Linked DNA regions of Homo sapiens: region 2 is linked to region 1. Evidence: read pairs that join two places in POLR2A ChIA-PET (ENCODE). Cell type or tissue: B cell. All regions are shown on one strand. Region 1 overlaps STIM2 (stromal interaction molecule 2). Region 2 overlaps STIM2 (stromal interaction molecule 2).

Evidence for each region. Peaks named below come from ENCODE experiments on the same cell type or tissue, not always from the same donor. Only the 100,000 strongest peaks of a DNase experiment are listed, where the experiment ranks them.
Region 2: POLR2A ChIA-PET joins it to region 1 with 10 read pairs; 5 of 35 experiments call an interaction of 5 or more read pairs at or near these places.

Annotation. Positions count from the first base shown.
Region 1 is chr4:26,988,973-26,996,972 of GRCh38, forward strand. It overlaps STIM2 (stromal interaction molecule 2), which reads left to right. Exons shown (of 12, transcript NM_020860.4): 4 at 6,407-6,518. Among named protein-coding and RNA genes, the nearest start is that of STIM2, 130 kb to the left of the region's middle. In B cell, no CTCF peak of the experiment used is centred here; DNase peaks (open chromatin) are centred at 3,989, 4,099 and 6,399; H3K4me3 peaks cover 3,555 bases; H3K27ac peaks cover 6,654 bases.
Region 2 is chr4:26,928,634-26,936,633 of GRCh38, forward strand. The region is part of intron 2 of STIM2 (stromal interaction molecule 2); the gene reads left to right. Among named protein-coding and RNA genes, the nearest start is that of STIM2, 72 kb to the left of the region's middle. In B cell, no CTCF peak of the experiment used is centred here; no DNase peak of the experiment used is centred here; H3K27ac peaks cover 2,794 bases.

The DNA.
Region 1 (8,000 bases):
CTCCCAGGCTGGGGTACAGTAGCGCAGTCTTGGCTCACTGCAGCCTCTGTCTCCTGGGTTCAAGAGATTCTCCTGCCTCAGCCTCCGGAATAGCTGGGATTACAGGTATTTACCACTATGCCTGGCTAATTTTTGTATTTATAGTAGAGACAGGGTTTTGCCATGTTGGCCAGGCTGGTCTCGAACTCCTGTCCTCAGGTGATCCACCCACCCTGGTCTCCCAAAGTGGTAGGATTACAGACATGAGCCACCACACACGGCCCAGTTTAAATGAATTTTAAAGGTGGTCTAGATCAATTTTATTATTTTGCATGTTAAGATGCAAGGACTGTTCAACACACAAATCAATAAATGTGCTACCTCACATCAATAGAATCAAGGTCAAAAACTATATGATCTTTTCAATAGATGCTAAAAAGCATTTAATAAATTCAGCATCCCTTCATGATAAAAACCTTCAACAAATTGGGTATATAAGGAGCATACCTCAACACAATAAAGGCCATATATGACAAGCCCAAAAGCTGTGTGTTTCGTGCCGAATGGGGAAAAATTGAAAGCCTTTCCACTAAGATCTGAAACAAGACAAGGATGCCCACTTTCACCACTTTTATTCAGTGTAATACCAGAAATACTAGCCAGAATAATTAAGCAAAAGAAATAAATAAAAGGCATTCAAATTGAAAGGGAAGACGTCAAATTATCCTTGGTTGAAGGGGACATGATCTTATATTTAGAAAAACCTAGACTTCACCAGAAAACTCTTAGAACTGATAAATGAATTTAGTAAAGTTACAGGATACAAAATCAACCTACAAAAGGCAGTAGCATCTCTATACATTAGCAGAGATCACTCTGAAAAAGAAATCAAGAAAGCAATCTTCTTTACAATAGGTACCAAAAAATATACCTAGAAACGAATTTAACCAAGGAAGTGAAAAATCTCTACAAAGAAAATTATAAAACACTGATTAAAGAAATTGAAGAGGATTCACAAAAAAGGAAAGATATGCTTATGGATTGGAAGAATTCATCTTGTTAAAATGTCTTTACTACCTAAAGTGATCTACAGATTTAATACAATCCCTATCAAAATACCAATTATATCCTTCACAGAAATAGAAAAAAAAATCCTAAAATTTGTATGAAACCACAAAAGACCATGAATATCTATAGCAATTCTTGAGCAAAAAGAACACTGCTGGAGATATCACACTACCTGAATTCAAATTATATTACAAAGCTATAATAACCAAAGCATCATGGTACCGGCATAAAAACAGACACATATACCAACGAAACAGAATAGAGAACCCAGAAATAAATCCATACACTTTTAGCCAACTCATTTTCAACAAAGGCACCCAAAATGTGCATTGGGGAAGGAATGGTCTGTTTAATAAATGGTGCTAGGAAAACTGGATATCTCTATGCAGAAGAATGAATCTAGATCTCTACCATATGCAAAAATCAACTCAAAATTGATTAAAGACTTAAATGTAAGATCTGAAACTATTAGAAAACATTGAGGAAAGGCTTCAGGACATTAGGCTGGACAAGAAGCTTTTTGGGTTAAGACCTGAAAAGCATAGGCAACAAAAGCAAAAACAGACAAATGGGATTGTATCAAGCTAAAAAGCTTCTGCATGGCAAAGGAAACAATGAACAAAGTGAAGAGACAACCTATGGGGTGGGAGAAAATTTGCAAACTATCCTTCTGACAAGAGATTAATAACCAGAATATATAAGGAACTCAAACAGCTCAATAGCAGAAAAACAAATAATCTGAGTAAAAAATGGGCAAAAGACCTGAGTAGGCATAAAGACATACCAGTGGCCCACAGGTATACGAAAAAATGTTCAGCATCACTAATCATCAGGGAAATGCAAATCCAAACTACAATGAGATATTATCACACTCCAGTTTGAATGGCTGTTATCAAAAAGACAAAAAATTACAAATGCTGTTGAAGGTGTGGAGAAAGGGGAACTCTTACATACTATTTGTGGGAATGTAAAGTAGTACAGTTATTAAGGAAAACAGTATGGAGGTTTCTCAAAAAAACTAAAAATAGAGCTAGCATATGATTCAGCAGATTCACTGCTGAATATATGTCTAAAAGAAAGGAAATCATTGTTCCAAATGATACCTGCACTCTCATGTTTACTGCAGCACTATTCACAATAGGCAAGATGTGGAATCAACCTAAGTGTCCATCATCAGGTGGATGGATAAAGAAAATGTGGTATGTATACACAATGGAATATTATTCAGCCATAAAAAAGAATAAAATCCCGTTATTTACAGCAAAATGGAACTGAAGATCATTATGTTAAGTGAAATAAACCAGGCACAGAAAGACAAATATCACACGTTCTTCCTCAGATATAGGAGCTAAAAAAGTGGATTTTATGGAAGTAGAGAGTAGAATGGTGGTTACCAGAGGCTGGGAAGCGAAGAGGGGAATGAAGAGAAGTTGGTTAATGGGTACAAAAATGCAGTTAGGTAGAAGTAATAAGTTCTAGTATTTGATACTAAAGTAGGGAAATTAAAGTTAACAGTAATTTATTGTGTGTTTCCAAATAGCTGGAAGATAATTATAATGGTTCCAACATGGAGAAAAGATAAATGTTTGAGGTGATGGATATCTCAGTTACCCTGATTTGATCATCACACATTGTATACGTGTATCAAAATACCATATGTACTCCCAACATATGTATAACATCAATTTAAAAAAGAGAATCTGAGCTGTAGTTAAATAATGTGGCTATGATATTATCCTGAATCAGTGGCACAGCTGGGAGTAAAATCAGGTCTGTTTCCATTCCAGAGTTCTTTTCATTAGTCTTAGAATAAATTGCCAAAAATCCCTTTGAGACACTGACCTGTAGCACTGGCCACAACTTCAAGCAGAAACAATATAAGTTAACATTTTAGAAGCTGGCATTTCTGTAGCTCTGCAGATTGGGAAAGATACCTTTAAAAGGAATGGTGTATCTCTCTCTGCTTGCCCTCTGATGGAAGTGTTGTTTAGCAACAGCATCTATAAAAGATCAGTGAGAGGCAGGTAATAAGGAACCAGATAATTCTTAAATGAGTAATTCTTTTACCATCAAGAATTTCTTATGTAATGAAAAATCGCTTGTACCCCAAAAGCTATTGAAATTTAGAAAATGTTAAAAAAGAATTTCTTATACATACAAATCCTTGTCTCACCATTAAAATGTAAAATTAGATTTTCATAAGACTTATTAATTAAACATGTTCTACGTCATTCAACAGCATCCAACAAATAATTTGTTGAGTGCCTTTATACCAAGTGCTAGGGTTAGAGTGATGAGCAGAAGACTTATACTTTACTGAAATAAACAGTTGTTGAAGTAACAATCATACAGATAAGTAGTTATAGTTATTTAAATGCTATGCATAAAAGCTACTAAGGGATTAATAATCAGGGGCTGGGTGTGGTGTCTCATACCTGTAATCTCAGCACTTTGAGAGGCAGAGGAGTTCAAGAGATCAGCCTATGCAACATAGCAAGACCCTATCTCTACAAAAAAAGGAAAAAAAAGGTTATATAGTAATGTTCAGAAAGGTTCACTTGAAGAATTAAAGTTTTAGCTGAGATATGAAGGTTTAATGAAACAAAAAGGTGGAGGGATAGCAAAAAGGAGCTTATACTCAGCAAACAGCACGTACAGAGGCCCTGAAGAAGGACATAGTATGATCTGTCCTAAGAAATGAAAGACAACTAGAGTATTTGGAACAGAGAATGCTAATAAAAAATGCAAGTCCTGGTCATGAGAAGAGAAGTGAAGGTGTTTACTAAGTATCACCAAGGAAACCACAGCAAAAGGAGAAGTGAATCTCCCCCCAAAATAAATGGTTCTGTTAGATCTGTTGTTTTAAAGATTCGTTGTCAAGACCACTACAATTTTCAATTTGCTAAGCAGAGTATTACTAAGATTTGGGCAGTTTTAATATGTTCTTTTTCATTTGATTTTTCTTCCTTTCTGTACTGACTTACTGGAAATTGTGGGATGACTTTGATGTGCTGAAGTGTTTAGATCAGGAATTTTCACTGTTGAACAGTCATAGAGAGAATCTTATCTTGTTTTCTTGGCTGGGGATTTTGTGTGGGCGTGTGAGGTACAGCTGCACCATGAGTTTTTTGGCAGTGAGGACAGGGCAATTCTCAATGCAGTTCATCTTGAATAGGAAGAAACTTAAGAGTAAAAAGTCTACTTTGAATGCACTAAATTCAGTGGAAAACACCCAGGGCCTGAACCTTCAGCTGACATCCTGTTACTTGGTTAAATGGATACAGCAGCCTCAGGCCCATGTCCAGGTTTTATGGTAGGAACACATGAAGGGGAGAACAGTCAAGGCTTTGTTTCAATATAAAACTATCAGTTACCACATCTAGTTTTAAATGTTTTTGGTTTTTGTTTGTGGTTTATTTAAGCTTTTTCTCTAAAGAACACTTAATAAAAAAGGCAGATTGATGGAAACCTAGCTTTGCTTGCAAGTATGAATTCATATTTTTATGTAGCTTATCAGAAAGATTTTTTTCAGATTTATTTATATACAGATGGATTCCCAGATCTGCTTTTATTGCTCACGTTTTCTTCACTCTCCCTTGATCTCTTCTGTAGTCTATAAGCATTAACCCTCAAATTAAATGCAGACAGTATAGAACTATTCATTTGTAAGCACACTTACATCCTTCCCTTTGCATAAACTCATCATTACTCTTCATAAGCAGAAACCTCTGAACTGCGTCCAGCGCTTAACTGCTTGTTTATATCTTTACTGTTATTTAGTATTACTACTTTCAGAGTAGTATAAAGTTTTGTTCTGTGAACAGTTTGCCTGAGTTCAAATCCAGTCCTGCTGCTTACTTTGTTGGTTCCATTAGCTTTTTAGTTTTTAACTTCCAAAATAAAGATAATTATGTTAGAACCTCGTAAGTTTTTTTTAAGACTTAAGAAAATGCATACAAAGGACTTAATTTAAAATAAATATCCAGGAGAAGAGATGCTAGTTATTTTATTCTTGATTTAGGTCCAGTCTTCTAGAATCTATTAATAGCTGTCTTTTCTGGTTGATGTCATTTAGTCTAAAGATCATCTGTATGTTGGTGACTTCCCACCAATACCTCTGTTCCTAACCTCACTTTTTCCTAAGCTCCAGACTTGCAGATCTGACTGCTGCTCTATTATCTACACTTAAATGTCAAATGCATACTTCAAACATAACGTGTCTTAAAACAACTTTTGATCTCTGTCACCGGCCCCTGCTCGTTTCCCCAATCTTTTCCTCCCCATTCTTTTCTATCTCAGTTAATGGTAGCACCCTCTGTACTTTTGGCTTTTGTTTAGCTACCAGCCCCTGTCCATTTCATCAGCGCATCTTAATAGCATTATCCCCAGAATATATCCTGAATCTGACTCCTTGTTGTCATCTTATCTACTACTATCATAGTCTAAGATGATGACCCTTTCCTGTCTAGGCAATTATATAAGGAATGGTCTTCTTATTTCTCCGTATTTCATGATAAGACTGGACCATTTTTAGTCTTATCATGAACAATCTATTCTCCACATTGAAGAACAACATTCTAAAAAAAGATTATTCCCCTTCTTTTTATTGAAATTAGAAAACTGTCCAGAGTTCTTGAAAGCCTTTCATGACCTAGCTCCTCTCTGACTTTCTGCCAGTCTCTCAAACACTGCTAGTTCATTCCATCTGAAGGCTTTTTTTTACAGCCTTTTCCTCTCTTTGGGATATTTTTCACCCATGTCTTCACAATGGGACTCCTTGCAATTTTTAGGTCTCAGATGTCAGCTCCTTAGAGAGGCTTACCCTGACATCTTTCCTGCTTTTCTTAAGTTAATCACTATCTGAAATTTCCCTTCCTCTTCTTCCTTCTTTCATAAAGTGCCCCTCCCCAAACCCAAAGGAATTTAAGTTCCATACAAGGACTTTATCCGTTTTATTCACTGCCATATGCCCAGTGCTTAGAATGAAATCTGGTATTCAGAATGTTTTCGGTATTACAATACTATATGGGTGGATGGCTAGATGAAAGAATGAACAAGTATGTATCTGGTAATTTTCTACAACCAGAAAAATGATAGATTATTTCATTCTTACAAACTTGTATAGGTGTTTATTTTCGAATTAATCATGCTAATCTTTGTCCTAATTGCTTTTACTATCACTTCTGTTTTTGATTGTAAGGCTTTCTTCTTCTCATAGAGTGCTAGATACAGTTTTGGTACTTAATGTTGATTAAATTGAAAATGCAATCTAATATCTTTATATTCTCTGAAATTATAGAATATGTATTTCTGAAAGCAGGTGTGTTTAAAATATGCATTCCCCTTTTATCTCCTGCAGTTCATAATTGGACCCTTGAAGACACTCTTCAGTGGTTGATAGAGTTTGTTGAACTACCCCAATATGAGAAGAATTTTAGAGACAACAATGTCAAAGGAACGACACTTCCCAGGTGAGTCTTTGTTATGCAAATGTATTTTCCACTCAGGGAGAATTATATGCTAGATGTCATTTCCCCATACTGAATCTACAAGTTACTTCCGTGGCTGAGGGCACAAAGGAAATATAAATATATCCATTCTTTAATCTTTCTAAATTATGCATTTTCAAGTTTTAATCAATTTTTCTTGTCTAAATAATCAGGCTCTTGGAAAAATTATTTCCAAGGAACATGATTTTGAGTTTCAGAAGATGGGTCAACTATATCATTTGTAAATAACATCAAGGGTCAACTTTTGGCCAATCTAAGAAAAACTTTTTTATTTGATACTGATTCATTTTTATGAACACATCTACTTGAATGAATTAATGTGCGTCTCTTTCTTGTGACATTTTAAATGACAATAACCATCGAATTATGGCGTCTATACGTTATACCTGAATTTTAAAAATGAAATTAATAAAAAATAGCAACCATTTTAAAATGTATGCTACATAGAAGTACTTTATATTATCTCATTTAACCCTCATGATTAAAATGAGGTATATATTGTCCTTCCCATTTTACAGGTTAAAAAAACCAAGTCAGAGACAAGTTAAACATTTTGCCCAAGGCAGCATTTAAACCCAGATAGATTTGATAGCAAAGTCCAGGTTGCCAGTTTATCCCTTAGGTGTCTGAATCCAGTTGTTCTCTAAATTTTATTTTCTAAATTATATCTAAATTGTATCATTTGCAAGTACCAAATGATATAATTTAGAAATTATAATTTTTAATTAATTTAATTAACTTAATAATCTTGAAGGATTTAAATGTCAAAATTTGCAATGATTCTACCAGAATTTTTTACCCTTACAAGATTGCTTCTTAAGTTTTATTTTTCCCTGGATGATTTCCTACATCCAAAAAGACTCTAATCAGTTATTACAATCTAATCATTATATGTAATGAAATATATACATTGTGTCCCTAGTCAACTTCCTTACATGCCCTATTTAGATAAGTATCCTTTGTTGCTTTGAGGTTTGTATTTTGATCAAGTTGAAAGTTTTCAAATCTGTTTTAAATGTATTCTGAACATCAACATTAGTATTTCTGATTTTATTATACACATGACTAGAATGATGAAATTATAGGGATAAGAGTCAATTTGATAAGTACTTACTGAATATCTTTTATGTTCATGGTACAACTAGATGCTTGAAAGAAGACAAAAATCAAATAAAATATAGTTATTTTAATTAAAACAAGTTCTTAAATTAAAACAGAGTCAAACATTAAAATGAGATTAGAATTTATTTATTTATATATGTTGCCCTGGGTATGAGGAACAATAGGAATTTTCTTGTTGCCTTTTGAGAAACTTGTTTGTTTAACAACAACATGAAATAAAATAGGCTAATCTGAGTTTTGACAGTCAGTGTTATAGCTACTCATTTCCTTTGGTTAAGTAAAGATGATCAGAGATGCTTCCAATTCTGGTAAAATTGTGAC
Region 2 (8,000 bases), 60 kb before region 1:
AAAGTGCTTGGATGACAGGCATGCACCAGCGTTTATCAGATATTAAATGCACATGTGCAAAGTGTTATCACCACTCTGCAAAACAAATTAAGCATACATGGCTGTGTAATTTATATTTCAGTGGAAATCTTATTGAGTCTTTTAAATTTCAGTGGAATTTTAGGCATGTTGTAATAAAAGTTAGAACTAAATAAAACTTAGGCTTAAAAAGTAGAGCTTAGAATTCTTTGATATGAGAGGTGAATTTTAATATTTAAAAACAGAAGATGATATCTTTCTGTATTTCTCTTACTATTTAAATGCAAACACAACATGCCTTTATATTTTACTACTACCTAAAAGAATGTAGAAATCCACTGTCCAGTGTGGTAGCCACTAGCCATATTTGGCTATTGAGCATTCGAAGTTGAGGTGTGCTATAAAGTATAAAACACACTTGAAATTTTGAAGGCTTATATGAGAAGAATAATATTAAATATCTAATTTGAAAATATTGATTACCTGTTGGAGATATTTTAGACATATTGGGTTACATGAAATATAATATTAAAATTTACTTCCTTTGTTTTTACTCAGTGTAACTTCTAGAAAACAAAATTATGTATGTAGCTCACATTTTATTTCTATTAGCACTGATCTAGGCTCTGTGTGATGTGTTTGTATGCTTTAAAGGATGAATTATTAATTCTGCAGTTCTTGTACTATAGTCCTTCAGTTCAATATAGGTGCATTTTGGTTTGTATTTCTTGTTAAGGTGTCTTTTTGAAAGAAATAAGCAATAATTATTTTATGGACCTTTACTGGCCTTCACTAGGAGACTTTATACGTTTGATAGGAAACCTTAGCCCAAATTTTAAAGTACTTAATTTCTTGTGATTTTAGCCCAAATTTTAAAGTACTTAATTTCTTGTGATTTTTGTTTTGTTTTGAAATGTTGCTTTTCTAAAAAAAATTCAGAAAAGTATTTAGCATTTGAAAATTCTGTTTAAAAACTTATTTTTTTTTCTCTTTAGTATCCTCTGTTTTGTATTTGGTCATATGAAAAATTCTTTATTTTTATAATTTATTTAATATTGAGCTAATATCTGATGGCCTATTTTATACCAGATACTCAAATAGTTGCTTGGAATAGATTAGGAACAAGATAGACAAAATCTGTGCCTTTAAGTGAACATTCAGGTAGGGCTTGTGGGAAGGAGACTAAACAAAATAAGTAAGCAGGGGCAGGGGGATCATTATCAGTTAGAGATGATGGGGGCTGTAATGTTCTATAGGGTGGCAGGCAAAGTGAGGGTAACACTTAAAGTGTATCATGTGTACAGTACTTGGACAAATAAGAGAATAAATGTCTGATAACTTTCCAGGGCTATGTTAAAACTGAATTTGGAGTACTTTGGGTGCTTCAGATCAGGAATAGGATATAAAGCTTTTGCTGTCTAGGTCATCATCTTCTGGACCAACATAAAAAAGGTTAGATGTCAATGTGTGCAGAATCTGTGATCTGTTAAGATTGAATTGTTGATTGCATTCAAGGCTGCACGGTCTGTCAATTTTAGTGAAATTTTGGAAAGTGTAGGTATTTGGTCAACAAATAATTTAAATAAGAGAAATTAATGGTTTTGTTGCCCTGAGCACAGCAGTGGAGTTCACATTGTTATTGCTCATTTTGTGACTGAAAAGTTTTATCATAGATTCTAGTGTATATGAATTTTGTTTTCTGTTCTTACCTTTCCCTCTTTTTCTTTGAATGAACATTTTTTTCATTCCTTTCCTTGTTCTAGTTTTTCTTTGTTTTTATTTATTCTTTTTCATTTTACCACCTGGAATAGGTAGTTTTAGAGGTTTTTTTTTATCAGTTTGTTTGATATACATATATAAAACAAAATCAACTTTAAGACCTACTTATCTGAAAAGTCCATTGTACCTAGTATTTCAGTATTCCTTATGTTACATATGCTGCCTTCACAATACATTCTTTGCCATGATTTTTATACCTGTTGGAAAGCTTAGTTAACAACACAGATGTGTCTGTGGAGAGTCACTTAAGAAAATAGGCAAAATTAGGATTAGACAAAAAAGAAGGCAATGCATTTTAAAATTGAACAGTGTGTTTTGAATTATGTGGGGTATTGTGTCCAAAAGATTAAATACATATATTTTTTGCTGAAGTTTTCTAAGGTTAACTTTTAACTTATGTGTTAGTTTATTGCTATGTAACAAATGACCCCAAAACTTAGTGGCTTAAAGCAACACACATTTCTCATTTCATGGTTTCTGTGGGTCAGAAATCTTAGTGCAGCTTAGGTGGGTCTTCTGGCTCTGGGTCTTTCACAGGGCTGCAATTAAGATATCAGCTGGGGTTGTGTCATCTCAAGGCCTGATTAGGGGAGGATCCACTTAAAAACCTACTCATATAGCTGTTAGTCTCAGAGGTCCTCAATGGCTGTTGGAGATACCAGTTTTCTGCCGTATAAGTCTCTCTGTAGGCAGTTTATAACATGACAATGGGGTTCCCTCAGCCCACTGTTTCACTCTCTCAGAGTGAGAGGGAGCTCTGAGAGAAAGAGAAGGGGCAGTAATGTGGACGTCATAATCTTTTTGTGACTAATGCTGGAAGTGACGTCCCATCACTTTTGCTGTATTCTACTCATGGGAAGTGAGTTACTAGGTCCAGCCAACCATCACGGGGAGACAAATACAAGGATGTGGGTATCATTGGGAGCCATTTCAGAGACTGCTTACCACAGTTTATTTTGATAATTTACTAACTAGAAATATTTGATGGGAGATTCTCAAGCCATAGAAATATAGAGTATAAAAGCAGTAAAGTTATAAAATTTCCTTTAAAAGGCTTTGTTTTGGAAATGTCCCACAATAAAACCCATTGTGTTCATCTTTGTAATAGGATATGTGTAGAATTTTAAAGCCTGATTAAAAGTTATCTATTGAGTAGAGCTTTGCAGTGAATGGTGACTCTAATTACATGCACAAATGTACCAGTGTAATTTGTTTGACTGAAGGATCACTTGACATTCTTCTGAAAGAACAAGCAGGGCAAAGGGAAGGGAAGGGCATAGGTGCTAGAGAAGTCTTGCTGTCTATTAACTTACAGTTACTGAGGTACTTTCCTATATACTGAAATTTTCATAATTTCATGATTTGTTTAGTTAATATAACGATACCATAAAAATAGAGACTTTAATTCTTTCTGGAAAATAATGGCAATCAGCACACAATTAAAGTAGCAGAGAATGTTAGTAAGTGTTTTATGGGAAAATGGATTACGTGGTCAAAATTGGGAAATGCTGGATTAGTTTTGTAGGACTTCTTAAACTTAAATTTATAGATTTATATACTAAGATAACATTTATTGAGCATTTACTATTTGTTCCATCGTATAAGCACTTTTGTATGTACTATGGTATGGACTCCTTATAACAACTGTATTAGCTAAGAATCTACTCTTATTATCTTATATGCAGATGAGGAAACAGTTTGGTGGATTAGGCAATATGCCCATAGTTACAAGCTTGTAAATGATAGAGTTGAGGTTTTGAAGCCAGGCCAACTCCAGAACCCATGTTCTTGACTTCTAGTGTTTCTTGTTTCTCTGTGTTAATGTAGATTATTAATCTTCAAAGGATGGTGAATCTTAACGTCTGTTTGACAAGGAACTTTTGTAATACAAACTGTCTCTTAAGTTTGGCATAATGTAAGTGGTCAGTCGGTTTTTGTTTGAGTTTTTTTTCCTGAAAATTGATAATTGCTACCAAAATAACACCACACAGATTTTTCAGTGACTTTAACATAACTCGTTAGTACTGACACTAAACTTACTGTAGCATCTGATCAAAGATAAAGTCATTTTAGCAATTGATAAATTGAACATCGTTTGCTAAATTTGATGCTTTTGTTTTGCATTTATTAAATTTTTCATGGTAGTATATCTTGGCTATAAATGTCTAAATAGTACTTAATAAGCATCTAATAAATGTTTGTTTAACGAATGAATATTGGAAAATCAAACTTTTGGAATGGCCTGGGCCTGTAAGTGACCATGGAGAGCCCATGGTGATCATGGGTTAGGAGCACTCTCTGGAGCTAAGCAGCAGCAGCAACTGCTTAGTACTTGTCAACAACAGAAAAATAATTAAGAGCTGAAGAAACTAACTTCGGTTCAGCAGTCTTTTATTGAGCACCTATTGTCTGCCAGACAGTGTGCTAGATGTTGGCTTTGCAAAGATAAACAAAGGCATCTGGTCATTTCATGGAAAAAACACATAACGACTTGTCCTGAAAGAACTGAGAAGTAATAAAGAATCAATGTGTACATGAGAGACTAGAAGTGAGAAAAGACATGAGAAAGCAGCAGATTAATGCTGGTATGATCTGTGGATATCAAGAAAGTAAGGCAACAGTGGAAAACATAAAAGAGCTTGTGGGAGAGTGAATCTGAGGTAAGAGGTCTCTGTACCCCGGATATATTAGCGCTTAATGCAGAGGGCACGCAAGTCATAGGCCAGCACTTCTAGTCTGCAGAACTGCTATTGAGAGCTCAAAAAAAAAAAAAAAAGTTAGTGTCTGGAATTCTTCATTTTTTCATATCTGTTCTTATGAAAACATTTTATCGTACTTAAAGGTAAATATTAAGGGGAAGTTGGAAAGTTAACAGAAAAGTTATTATATGTTGAAGAAAATTATGGATTTTTAGATATAGAAGTGAGTCTTCTGCTGAACAGATTTACAAGTTGAGGAAAAGGTGAAAGATACCTAGTAGATTTGATGCAAATGTGGAGAAACCTGTGGTTCAAATACAGTCCTTCAAATGGCATTGTTGAATCAATTAGCATTTCTGATAGCAGCAAAAAGGAAAATGACTTTCTATAGGTCAAAAGTGGCTCTACTGTCATATTTTTCCAAACTGTTTTTATATTATCATCCTCATATTTTTCCAGACTGTTTTTTATCATATGCTTTGGGTTTTGCAGAGGGTGGTAGCACACACTTGTAATCTCAGCCAACTCAGGAGGCTAAGGTAGGAAGATCACTTGAGCTAAGGAGTTGGAGACTAGCCTGGGCAGTATAACGAGACCTGATCTCAAAAAAAAAAAAAAAAAAAAAACAAGAAAAAAAAGGTTTTTGAGTATGTGCTTCCTGATATAATTTTAAAATAAATAGCTGTATATAAGTAGTGTGTATGGATACATATATAACATATATAAACACATTCAAACTATTGTACTAATGTTACATGTTTTTAAAATACCCGCAAAAATACGGCTGGGTGCATTGGCTCACGCCTGTAATCCCAGCACTTTGGGAGGCTGAGGGGAGAGGATCACTTGAATTCAGGCATTTGAGACCACCCTGGCCAACTTGCTGAAACCTCGTCTCTACTAAAAATACAAAAATTAGCCGGGCGTGGTGGCACGCGCCTGTAATCCCAGCTACTTGGGAGGCTGAGGCAGAAGAATCACTTGAACCCAGGAGGCGGAGTTTGCAGTGAGCCGAGATCGTGCCCCTGCCCTCTGGCCTGGGCAAAAGAGCGAGACTATCTCAAAAAAAGAAAAAAAAATACCCACAAAAATATAGATTAAAAAAATGAGATAAAATTAAATGTAAATGTAAATTCTAATATTTTCTCAAAATTTCAAGTGGATTAGATTATACATCCTTTTTGGGTGTCGGCAACCCAAATTTGGAGACCACTGTGCTAATGAATTGTAAAGCAATGTCATATTATAAGTCACACAGATTTCATTCCATTTTCATAAGAACAGACAATTGTGAGAATTTCTCAAGAAAGCAAGTTCTAGAGACACTTGCTAATGTTAATATTTGTTCTTCTCTAATTTTCATGGCCACTGTTTGCAGGTTTCTTCATCATATAGCACATTAGTTGCTGACCTTTTAATGATGTCCACTGTGCATTTTATGATTAAAATTAGTTCTGATACTTGTGATACCTGTAAGAAGTGGTAATATAAGAATAGAACAAGGCTAGGCGCGGTGGCTCATGCCTGCAGTCCCAGCACTTCGGGAGGCCGAGGTGGGTGAATCTCCTGAGGTCAGGAGTTTGAGACCAGCCTGACCAACATGGAGAAACCCTGTCTCTACACAAAATACAAAATTAGATGGGCATATTGGCACATGCCTGCAATCCCAGCTACTCAGGAGGCTGAGGCAGGAGAATCACTTGAACCCGGGAGGTGGAGGTTGTAGTGAGCCGAGATCGCGCCATTGAACTACAGCCTGGGCAATAAGAGCGAAACTCCATCTCAAAAAAAAAAAAAAAAAAAAAAAGAACAAAGTTCACTTATTTATACTAGTTTAGGGAAAAAAAGCAGAGAATGAGTGAGGCAGAAAGTGTAGATATCATTTTGATAAGGGAAGACATGATTAAACTTTTTAAAATATCTTTTCCTATAAATTTGCCACTATGTCTTTATATTTTAGCTGCAAATTCTATTTTAAAATTTAATTTATATCTGGATTGTGGATGTCTGTTGATCTGAAGAGACCCAGGAAGTAATGATTTTGGACGCCATTGATTAGGAATCTGGAAGAAAGATTCTTATGTAGGTGGAAGTCATCTTATAGGGTATGTGTAAGGTATTTTGGTCTTCAGCAACTCACCAAAGCGTGCTGAGCATTACATACTTGTTTGTCATTTTGGTTACCTCTTCTTTGTTTACGTATATGTAACTATAGTTTAAATTATTCAAAATGAGATAGGCACTCTATACATCTTTTAGAAGCAAGATATTAAATAGAAAAAGGTTAGGGCCACCCTAATACTTCTCATTTAGCTTACAGAGTGAGAAAGGAGGGAAAGAAGTAGATGAAAATGGAGTTGGTGTAGTTCCAAGAAATTGCTCTAAGGAGTAAATAAATTGATGCTCCCTTGACAAGCAGTATTAACTTAACATGAAAACTTGTTAGAAATGCAAATTCTTGAGCCCCACCCCAACCCTACTGAATCAGCAGCTTGGGGATGGGACCTAGCAATCCGTTTTAACAAATCCTCTGGGTGATTCTGATGAAGTTTGAGAACCACTAGACTTTCAGGACTCTGATAGTAGCCAGAAGCTCTTTATCTTGACCTTTTATGAGTAGACAGTATAGTTACAAATCTTACTTTTTTTATGATTAGGTCTTTGAAAATATGGTTCATGACTTACTCTTTGTACCTTGATAAATCTTAAAGTTTTGCATTATATTTTTACAGTTCTTTTAATCTCAGGCACAATATTTATAAATATAAATACTACTGTGATGCTCTTGCAAGATACCTTGTTTTCTGCTCCTGTATTTTGTGACTTTACTTTTGCCAAGTTCAACCTTAAAAATTTCTTTGTATGTTTTATAGGAAGTCATTGACATTCAGTTACTATAAAGCAGGGTTGTATTTGTCTTTTTTATGTGGGGGAGGATCTTTTGGTTTTTAAAGTAAGATGGTTCTGTAACCTAGATGGTTAAGAATCATTGTGCAAGTTATTGAGACAGATTTTAAGAAAACATCTGATGATTTTATATTAGAATATTTCTTACTTAAATTGTGAAACTTCTACCTGGTCCCAGCATTTATTTAGTTTAGTACTTATGTCCTTATGTCCTGACAATTATAGTAACCTATTTACTGGAGTTTCTTCTCTGTCTCTTGCTTTTCCAGTTCATTTACCAACTGCTGTTGAGTTATCTTTTTGTTTATGACATTTGATAAGAGCTGATCCTCCCAGAGCATTTGTGGTCATGTATCTGCTTGTCCCTCAAAGCAACCACAATAGAAAACAGCTTTCTCTTATTCTACTGTTTCTTATCATCCAGACTATCTAATCTCTATGCTTGAGTTCTGATTTATTATTGGGGGTTCCCTCTTGCTGAGGCTGTCTTAGTCATAGGCCATTTGAGAAACACCATTGGTTGTATATAGTTCAGTTATATACAGATTAAATAGGATTTTGTGAACTAGGAAGTTAAACACCATAACATAGTTTCTG